Regions from separate parts of the Homo sapiens genome. Here region 1 is linked to region 2. A link is an interaction called in ENCODE POLR2A ChIA-PET data of the cell type or tissue named here. Cell type or tissue: B cell. All regions are shown on one strand. Each heading gives the region's core, and the rest is flanking DNA. Links, peaks and the distances in the headings are about the cores only. Region 1 has its middle 19 kb from the start of FBXO48. Region 2 overlaps ARHGAP25 (Rho GTPase activating protein 25).

What was found. Peaks named below come from ENCODE experiments on the same cell type or tissue, not always from the same donor. Only the 100,000 strongest peaks of a DNase experiment are listed, where the experiment ranks them.
Region 1: POLR2A ChIA-PET joins it to region 2 with 8 read pairs; 2 of 35 experiments call an interaction of 5 or more read pairs at or near these places.

Annotation. Positions count from the first base shown.
Region 1 is chr2:68,445,553-68,450,946 of GRCh38, reverse strand. It overlaps the pseudogene WDR4P2. Among named protein-coding and RNA genes, the nearest start is that of FBXO48, 19 kb to the left of the region's middle. In B cell, for the core only: no CTCF peak of the experiment used is centred there; a DNase peak (open chromatin) is centred at 2,682.
Region 2 is chr2:68,800,722-68,806,115 of GRCh38, reverse strand. All of the region lies in intron 4 of ARHGAP25 (Rho GTPase activating protein 25), which reads right to left. Among named protein-coding and RNA genes, the nearest start is that of LINC01888, 29 kb to the left of the region's middle. In B cell, for the core only: no CTCF peak of the experiment used is centred there; no DNase peak of the experiment used is centred there; H3K27ac peaks cover 4,076 bases.

The DNA of each region.
Region 1 (5,394 bases), core at 237-5,236, 360 kb after region 2:
TATATATAATATAAAAGTATATATAATATACATTTTATATATAATATAAAAGTATATATAATATATATTATATAGATATAAAATTGTATATATAATATATATTATAGATAGATATAAAATTGTATATATAATATATAATATGTAGATATAAAATTATATATAATATATATTATATGATATAAAATTATATATCATATATTATATATGATATAAAATTATATATACCATATATATTATATATGATATAAAATTATATATACCATATATATTATATATGATATAAAATTATATATATCATATATATTATATATGATATAAAATTATACATATAATATTAAATATAATGTAAAATATATAATATATAGTATATATTTTATCTATTATAATATTATATATTATATATTATATATTTTATTTATAAATTATATATAAATATATATAAATTATATATAAATATATAAATATGTAAATAATTATATATAAATTATATATAAATATATAAATTATATATGAATATATAAATAATTATATGTAAATTATATAAATATATGAATAATTATATATAAATTATATAAATATATAAATTATAAATATATAAATTATATAAATATATAAATTATAAATATATAAATTATATAAATATATAAATTATAAATATATAAATTATATAAAAATTATATATATAATTTATATATATAAATTATATAAATTATATATATAAATTATATAAATCATATATATAAATTATATAAATTATATATATAAATTATATATATAAATTATATAAATTATATATATAAATTATATAAATTATGTATAAATTATATATATAAATTATATAAATTATATATAAATTATATATATAAATTATATAAATTATATATAAATTATATATATAAATTATATAAATTATATATAAATTATATATATAAATTATATAAATTATATATAAATTATATATATATATTATATAAATTATATATAAAAATTATATAAATTATATATAAATTATATATAAAAATTATATAAATTATATATAAATTATATATAAAAATCATATAAATTATATATAAATTATATATATAATTTATATAAATTATATATAAATTATATATAAATTATATATATAATTTATATAAATTATATATAAATTATATGTATAAATTATATAAATTATATATAAATATATAAATAATATAAATATATAAAAATATATAAATAATATATATTATAAAATATATATTCTATATAATATATAGAATATATTTTATATATTCTATATATTACATAGAATATAATATATTTTATATATATTCTATATAATATATAAAATACTAGGGTGTATATATATTACATGGTATATATATATTACATGATATATATATATCCACACCATGGAATACTACTCAGCCATACAAAGGAACAAAATAATGGCATTCGGAGCATCCTGGATCCTGGATGGAGTTGGAGACCATTATTCTAGGTGAAATAACTCAAGAATGGAAAACCAAACATTGTATGTTCTATCTTATGAGGGAGAGCTTAAGCTATGAAGACTCAAAGAATAATATAATGGACTTTGGGGACCCGAGGGGAATGGGAAAGTGTGGGCAAGGGATAAAAGGCTACACATTGGGTTCACCATACACTGCTCAGATGATTGGGTGCTCCAAAATCTCAGTAATTACCACTGAATAACTTATCCATGTAACCAAAACCCACCTGTTCCCCCAAAACTATTGAAATAAGTTAAAAATGTGCTGGGTGGGGAAATATGCATGGCGGCGAGGCGGGTAGGCACAAGGCAGACTCTGCGGGGCTGGCGTTGTGCGGGCAGAAGCTGGTGGTGCAGGGGAGCAGCCGGTTCCAGACCACCTCCACTGCAAGCAGTGACGATGACAGCCTCTTCATCTATGACTGCAGTGCTTGAAAACAAGTCACAAGAAAATAAAGGGGACGACGAGCCGCCCTTGGTTCAGGGGAGCGGTGCAATTGTCGGTCCACCTTCTCCAAGTCTGGCAGCTGTTTTCTTTAACCGATGGCAGTAAGTGTCTGATTCTTTTCTGTACATAACCATGGCAATGTCTGAGTGTCAGGACCATGACAAGGAGGTGTACGGACCTGACCTTCACAGCCTCCGAAGAGAAGGTCTTGGTGGCTGACAAGTCTGGAGGCGTCTCCTCTTCGGTGCTGGAGCCACACGGATGCGGCCGACTGGAGCTGCAGCACCTTTCTGTCCATGCTATTAGACGTGGCTGTGCATCCTGATGACCACTTCGTCCTCACTGCGGACCGGGACGAGAAGATCCAGGTCAGCAGGGCCGCCATGCCCCGCAGCATTGAGTCCTCCTGCCTCGGGCACACAGTTTGTGAACTACATCTCCATGTTGCCCACTCAGCCTGAGCTGCTTCCATCCTCCTCCGGGGCCTGCACCCTGAGGCTCTGGGAGTACAGAAGCGGCCGCCAACTTCACTTCTGTCACCTCCACAGTCTCCAAGAGTCCGCGGACCTCCAGGTCCCCCCAGAGGTTTGCCGCGTCCAGGATTGCGTTCTGGTGCCAGGAGAACCGGGTGGTGCTTCTGAGCACCTGCATTGCTGTGGGATACATCTTCCAGTTTCACGCCGGTAGACAGAAGCTGGTGTACAGGCAGCAGCTGTCATTCCAGCATCGAGTGTGGGATGTAGCTTTTGAGGAAACCCAGGGGCTGTCGGTGCTCCAGGACTGCCTGGAAGCCCCCCTCCCCTGGTGCTCTGCAGGCCTGTGGGTGGCCAGTGGCAGTCTGTTCCTGAAAGTGCCATGTTAAAGAAAGTCTCCAGTGTTCTTTGTGGGAACCGGGCCATGCTGGAAGGCTCTGCCTGCGTGAACCCCAGCTTTAGCAGTCTCTACAAGGCCAACTTTGACAACATAACCTTCTACCTGAAGAAGAAAGAGGAGAGACTGCAGCAGCAGCTGAAGAAGCAGCAGCGCAGTTGAGTCCCCCACCTGGGCCAATGGGCAGGCCAAGAAGATAAGGCCGGGGGAGTCAGCCTGGCGTTGCTGATCTTGGCTGTCGGTGGTGCCCCACACCCTCGAAACAGGAAAAGTAGTTTTCACTTGTTCCCCCTGCATCCTGGCATCTCCCTTCAAAAAGGAAAAGGTGGCCGGGCGTTTTGGCTCACGCCTGTAATCCCAGCACTTTGGGAGGCCGAGGCGGGCAGATCACGAGGTCAGGACATTGAGACCATCCTGGCTAACACGGTTAAACCCCGTCTCTACTTAAAAAAATACAAAAAATTAGCCGGGCGTGGTGGCGGGCGCCTGTAGTCAGTCCCAGCTGCTCAAGAGGCTGAGGCAGGAGAATGGCGTGAACCCGGGAGGCAGAGCTTGCAGCGAGCCGAGATCGCGCCACTGCACTCCAGCCTGGGTGACAGAGCCAGACTCCGTCTCAAAAAAAAAAAAAGGAAAAGGTGACATCAGGTGCGACCAGCTCAGCTCAGAGAACGGGACTGTCTCCTGGGCTCTAGAACATTCTGTGTTGCTGGGCACAGGCTCTTGCCTGGTGCCTGTGCTCCTTTCTGGTTGAAGGGAAGCCAGACGGGTGGAGTGGAAGCACTTTACCTTCACGTTGAAGGCAGCGTGTGAACCTGCAGTGGTGGCAGCTGTCAGTTTTCTGCTATTCTGGAGCCTGGCGCGCTTCCTCTAGGAGGATCTATCGCCGACGCTGTGGACGCTTTCCTGTTGTTCCCACCATCTCACGGTCCAGGTGATGCGCTGCCCCGCAGTAGCTGCTCGCCATACGAGGCTGTTGAAACTTAGTGTTCCATATTTTTGCATATCTACAACTATCTGATCTTTGACAAACCTGAGAAAAACAAGCAATGGGGGAAGGATTCCCTATTTAATAAAAGGTGCTGGGAAAACTGGCTAGCCATATGTAGAAAGCTGAAACTGGATCCCTTCCTTACACCTTATACAAAAATCAATTCAAGATGGATTAAAGACTTAAACGTTAGACCTAAAACCATAAAAACCCTAGAAGAAAACCTACGCTTTACCATTCAGGACATAGGCATGGGCAAGGACTTCATGTCTAAAAACACCAAAAGCAATGGCAACAAAAGCCAAAATTGACAAATGGGATCTCATTAAACTAAAGAGCTTCTGCACAGCAAAACAAACTACCATCAGAGTGAACAGGCAACCTACAAAATGGGAGAAAATTTTCGCAACCTACTCATCTGACAAAGGGCTAATATCCAGAATCGACAATGAACTCAAACAAATTTACAAGAAAAAAACAAACAACCCCATCAAAAAGTGGGCAAAGAACATGAACAGACACTTCTCAAAAGAAGACATTTATGCAGCCAAAAAACACATGAAAAAATGCTCACCATCACTGGCCGTCAGAGAAATGCAAATCAAAACCACAATGAGATACCATCTCACACCAGTTAGAATGGCAATCATTAAAATGTCAGGAAACAACAGGTGCTGGAGAGGATGTGGAGAAATAGGAACACTTTTACACTGTTGATGGGACTGTAAACTAGTTCAACCATTGTGCAAGTCAGTGTGGCAATTCCTCAGGGATCTAGAACTAGAAATACCATTTGACCCAGCCATCCCATTACTGGGTATATACCCAAAGACTATAAATCATGCTGCTATAAAGACACATGCACAAGTATGTTTATTGTGGCATTATTCACAATAGCAAAGACTTGGAACCAACCCAAATGTCCAACAATGATAGACTGGATTAAGAAAATGTGGCACATATACACCATGGAATACTATTCAGCCATAAAAAACGATGAGTTCATGTCCTTTGTAGGGACATGGATGAAACTGGAAATCATCATTCTCAGTAAACTATCGCAAGAACAAAAAACCAAACACCTCATATTCTCACTCATAGGTGGGAATTGAACAATGAGAACACATGGACACAGGAAGGGGAACATCACACTCTGGGGCCTGTTGTGGGGTGGGGGGAGGGGGGAGGGATAGCATTAGGAGATATACCTAATGCTAGATAACGAGTTAGTGGGTGCAGCGCACCAGCATGGCACATGTATACATATGTAACTAACCTGCACATTGTGCACATGTACCCTAAAACTTAAAGTATAATAATAATAATAATAATAATAATAAAGAAACTTAGAACGAACGCTTCAGCCTGCCCCAGCCCCAGCACTGCACCTTGTACTCAGGAGGTGCCCGTGGCGAGTGGTTCCCACGTGGGAAGTGCCCAAACGCGTTTCAGTGTCGCAGGGAGCTCTGTCAGGTGGCGCTTGCACAGACGGTGAACTTGATTCAGGAACTGTGAGGACATGGGTCCGGCTAGAAACCCGGTTTTACAGGAAGGTGATCGAAGACGTCGTGCGTGTTTGTTATTTTGATTTGA
Region 2 (5,394 bases), core at 178-5,177:
TCCAAAAATATTTTCCCAAATTACCCTGCCTCCAGCAAAGCAAGTGTGGGCCAGCTCCACCCCAGCTCTGTCTGCGTGGAGAAACTTTGCTCCACAGTTTCCCCGCACCGGCAGTGTGAGAAGACAAATTTACAAATCAGGACAACCACTGCCTATCCATTCTCCCACCAGGCTTCCATACCCTGGAGGTTCAGAAGACAGGCCGTGGCTTCTGTCCTGTCCTGCGTGACTTTCCCTCTGCCATAATCAGGGCTCTGCTGCACCCAGCACTTCAATCCCTAGGACATCCGTTTGCAAAGTCACTTGACTCTCCCCATGATTCTCTCTCTCACGTTGGTCCCCTCCATCCCACCTCGAGTTCCTGTGGATTCCACCTGTATAGAGCTGTACCAGGCTCTTGACCCTCATGTTCTTTTCCGCTCCTACCCACTACCCAGCGTAGGCCAGCCTCCTCTCTCACCTGTAACCGCTACAGTCTCTTCTCTCTATCATGTTCGAAACCCTCCTGCTGCTTGCCTTTCTAAAGCATCATTCTGCTTGAGCGCCTTTCTCTTGGTTTTCAGTACTCATCTGCTTCTCTCCCAACTGCCACAGTGATGGTTTTCAAATAGACATTTAAAGCCCTGGCAGTTCATCAGGGACTCCTCTTTCATCACATCAGGTGTTGGGAGGTGAGAGTGTGGAATCTAGAAGGAGCTGAATAGGTGGCCTCTGTATTCCCCACTACCACCAAATCTGCTTGGCTGTTGTTCGTTTCACTTATTGCATTGCGGTGAGACTGTGATTAGATACTTCTGTGGCTAAAGTTTGAGAATCAAGGCTGGCATTCCTCAAGGCTTGGCACCCACCTGCTTTCCTGGCCTGATGTCCTGCCATGCCCCAAGAAGCAACTCACACTGACGTTTCCAAAACGTAATGCTCTGCAGTCTCCATGTCCTTGAACAGTCTCCTCCCTGTCCAGTCTGCTCTCCCCCTTCCCTGGCTGCACCAGGAGGACAAAGAGGACAAAATTCTTTTTCTCCTCCTTGGCCCCTCTCAAATATCATCATATCTGCCATGCCTTCCTGACATCCAGATGGAGGGACTACATCCTACTCTGTGCACCGTATTGTTTCTTGAATATCCCAATCCTTCCCGCACTCTGTGATCATGATTTGTATGTACCTGTGTCATCTGCATGATTGTAAGCTCCCTGCTACTGAGAATAGGAGGAAAGGCTGTTTTCATCCCCAATGTCTAGTGTAACCCCTGGCAAAAGGTAGACAGTCAACAAATTTTGCTGAAGGATTTAATGAATCAATTTGTCTTTAAGCAAGTATTTCACATGACTAATGGTTATTCGGCATTTCTTTAGTTTAAACACTAATAGGAATCTCCTTGATATATGAATTCAGCTTCCCACTAGCATGCATTGAGTGCCCTGCCATGTGCCAGCACCAGGTTCCATGGAATGGGTTGTACAGACAAGGGACATGGAAGACCTTGTTCCTGCTTTTAATGAGTTTGCCAACAAGTTATGAAAATAACATAACAGATGGACTGTCTGCCTTTGAGGGGTCACACAAAACATGGTGAGAAACAATTAGAAAATTTCAATAACCATATGGAATTAGGTTTCTATTTGTCTGTAAAAGGAGCTGGACAGATCTTTTCACCAAATTGATAGGACATGATTGAAATATTCCGACTTAAAACAGACCAGATAGCATCAGGAAAATTCTCTTTTGAGAGGTCCAGAGAGGGGCCCTTCAATGAGAGAGGCAGATGTCTCTTGGAACAGTTGAAACTCAGGCTCCAGAGGTCCACTGGACTTGATGGGGAAAGATAGCACAAACACAATGTAAGGATGTGCACAGAGAAGTCAAAGCTTTCAAATTCAAGCTCCATTTCTGAGGTCTTATAGGAGATGCTCCACCTTGCAGATGATTTGGGGCCAAGCTCCTTCTTGCACCTTAATATATGTCTAGTTCTCTAGCTTTTCTCCTCATCCCAGTCTATCAGCCTTGTCCTGCCTTCATCCTCTATTTCTCTCATGCCTCAAATGCAGCCCTTTCAATATTAATCTGACCCATACTTTTTTCTTCAACATCCCCGCCCTGCTGCTTCCTACTACCCTTTGCGTGTCTTCATCAGGCCACTGAGAACTACAAAAGACCATGCACAACCATATTGTGGAAATTTATCCTTCCAATCTCTGCAAGACACTGGTTCCAAATTTTTGCCACTCCTGTTGAGCTCCCCACCCATTCCCTCCCTTCTCTGTCTCAACAGGTGATCTTGGCTCCTCTTTCCTTCCATTATCAAATGGAGGGTTACGAGTGAACTCCCTCATCTCCAGTCCCTGCCTTTCCCATCCTTTCTCCTCTGTGTTCCTGTCTTCTCCCAGAGGAAGAAAAGGGCCCTACCTTTCATCTAGGATGATGCCTTCTTGAACTGTGGGTTCCATTCCTTCCATCTCTTCCAGTACTTACTGTTTCTCTTTGTATGTTGAAATTTTCTCTTTCAATTGAAAGATCCCACGTGGGTCTAAGTCTTTGCCATTTATGAAAGAATAATCTCCCACCTCAGTTCTCATGCAAATGACCAACATTTGCCTTCCTTCTCTTTACCATATACTTGTAATAAAAATGTCTACTTCTAGAGAGATGTCTGCCCCACTTCCTCACTTATCACTCACTACTCAGCCTCTCAACCCATCACAATCTGGTTTCATTAGCCTGCACTTCTTCACTAAATCTGCTCACTAAGATTTCTAGTGCTCTCCTAATGTTCATTCCACACCCTACTTACTGATCTTCTCTGAAGACTGATGTTGTTAATTCTCCTTCCTCTTCAATACTTTCTCCCTACATTGCAATAAATCCAATCATTCCTGTTCTATGCTCATGTCACTGATGACTCCTTTCAAGTGTCTTTGACTGTGCTCCATCTTCCACCTGCTCGTTTGGTGCATCATTTCCTGGGATTCCAACTCAGGCTTCTTTTCTTCTCACTCTAGTATTCTCCTTAGGAAAGTGCATATGATTCCACACATTTAGATATCACCTATAAACTTATAACTTATTAATCTGCATATCTGGTCCAGATCTCTCTCTCTATATATATATATATGTATGTATGTATATGTGTGTATATATATGTGTATATATGTGTGTGTATATATATACACACACATATGTGTATATATGGATATATGTGTATATATGGATATATGTGTGTGTACATATGGATTGATAGATATAATTTATGAAAGAATAATCCCCCACCTCAGCTCTCATGCAAATGACCAACATTTGCTTTTCTCTCTTTAGTATTATACTCATAAAAAAAGTGTTTTATTTTATCATTGTATATGTAGTTATATCATATCTATTTCCATCTTTTCTCTCTCTCTCTCTCTCTCTCTCTTTCTCCTCTATTCCCATAAGTTCAATGTCTAATGGCAATTCTCCCAGTATCTTCTCTAATCTCACTATCATCCCATCCCTAAATCACTGCTTCTCCTGTAGCCTTCCTCAAAGGCAATAGCTTCATTCCATCATCAAGTGCCAGGTACTCTCCTAGGCACTGAAAATACAAAGCCATTAATACAAGGTACCTGCACTTAACTAACCCAATTAGCAAAATTGTGAGCATTAGAATTATCCGCAACACTCTTCACTCTCCCCAAATAGGTTGGCACATTCTTTTTTTTTTTTTTTTTTTTTTGAGATGGAGTCTTGCTTTGTCATCCAGGCTAGGGTGCAGTGGCGCAATCTTGGCTCACTGAAACTTCCTTCTCCCGGGTTCAAGAGATTCTCCTGCCTAAGCCTCCCGAGTAGCTGGGACTACAGGCACGTGCCACCACACCTGGATGATATTTTGTATTTTTAGTAGAGACGGGGTTTCTCCGTGTTAGCCAGGAAGGTCTCGATCTCCTGACCTCGTGATCTGCCCACCTTGGCCTCTCAAAGTGCTGGATTACAGGCATGAGCCACCGCGCCCGGCCTAGGTTGGTACATTCCAAATATGCTTTAAACAAGCTCCCTATTCCCACTGCTGCTGCCTATATCGTTATAATGGTTTCTTTTGCAACTCTGTTTCTTGCAAATTCCTTCCACCAGAATTCACAAAGTCATTCAACAAATGTAGGCTGAGCATTTGCTGTGGGCCAGGCTCTTTGATAGTTAGAGAGTATGAAAGGAAGAATGAAAAATGGTTTTTGCTTTTAAAAAATTCTCAAGAGAATGCCCTTCCTCCTACTCTCCACCTGGAAACCCAGTCTTCTGAATTTGGATGTCTTCTCAGAGAAAACTGGTCACTCTTTCCTCTACTCATAGAGCTCCCTGTGTGTTCCTCGATGTTATCACTGTCATGTAATTTTATGATGATTCACTTAAACATCCCTCTCTTCCACTGGACTGTGGACCCCTCAAAGGCAGACAGTCCATCTGGCTCAGCATCTGTTTTCAGAACCTGGTATGTGATGGACCTCAGAGAGCTGTCACTACCTGCTGCCTCCCATTCCTCCCATTCTCTGCCCCTTTTCTCTACTCAGTACTTCCCCAAACCTATTCTTGTCAAGGAGACCAATGGCCTTTACATTTTAAAATCTGAGATGAAATTCTCTGTCTTCATCTTAACTACTCTATCAGCAGCAAGTGATACAGCAAGCCACCTCCTTCTTCTTGGGACACTTTCTCATGTGGCTTTTGGCACACCAGTCCCTCTTGGTTCTCCGTGTGTCTCATCAGATGCTTTTAGCCTCCTCTGAGGATTCTTCCTGTCCTTGCTGTCCTCTACATGTTGGAGGGTCCCAGGGCCTCCCTCCCTCATCTGCACACTTTCTCAGAGTCTCACCACTTTAAATATCACCCATATGATGAAGACTTTGAACTTGACATCTGCAGCCTAGAAATCCGTCAAAGCTATTCTCTCAACAAGAACCAACCACTGGATGCTCTGGAGACATCAGGACCAACAGTGTCACTTCTTACATGAGAGAAAAATCATCTTTGTTTTTTTTTAGCTTGGCTAAGTCAGGTTTTGTCACTCTTAATCTCAGATCACATGAGGAGTTTGGAATCAGAAACATCCCTGGAACTCCAAAGACCTGGTCCTGAGTTATACCAGTGTCTGACCTCTGGGTCCTAATTGTCACCCCTTTGGCCATTAGCAGAGCATTTCCATCTTAATAGGTATAAATTTTCATGAATTTATTATAATAATTATAAGTAATATAATTACCATAATGTAATTATAATATATGTAATATGATAATTATAACTATTAACCAATGTAATTAATGACATTAATTTTATGCTGAGAACTGACCCCAGATACTTTCACATGTGCTATCTCATTTAGTCCTCATGAGAACTCTACAAAGTAAATATTATTGTTCCATTTTACAGA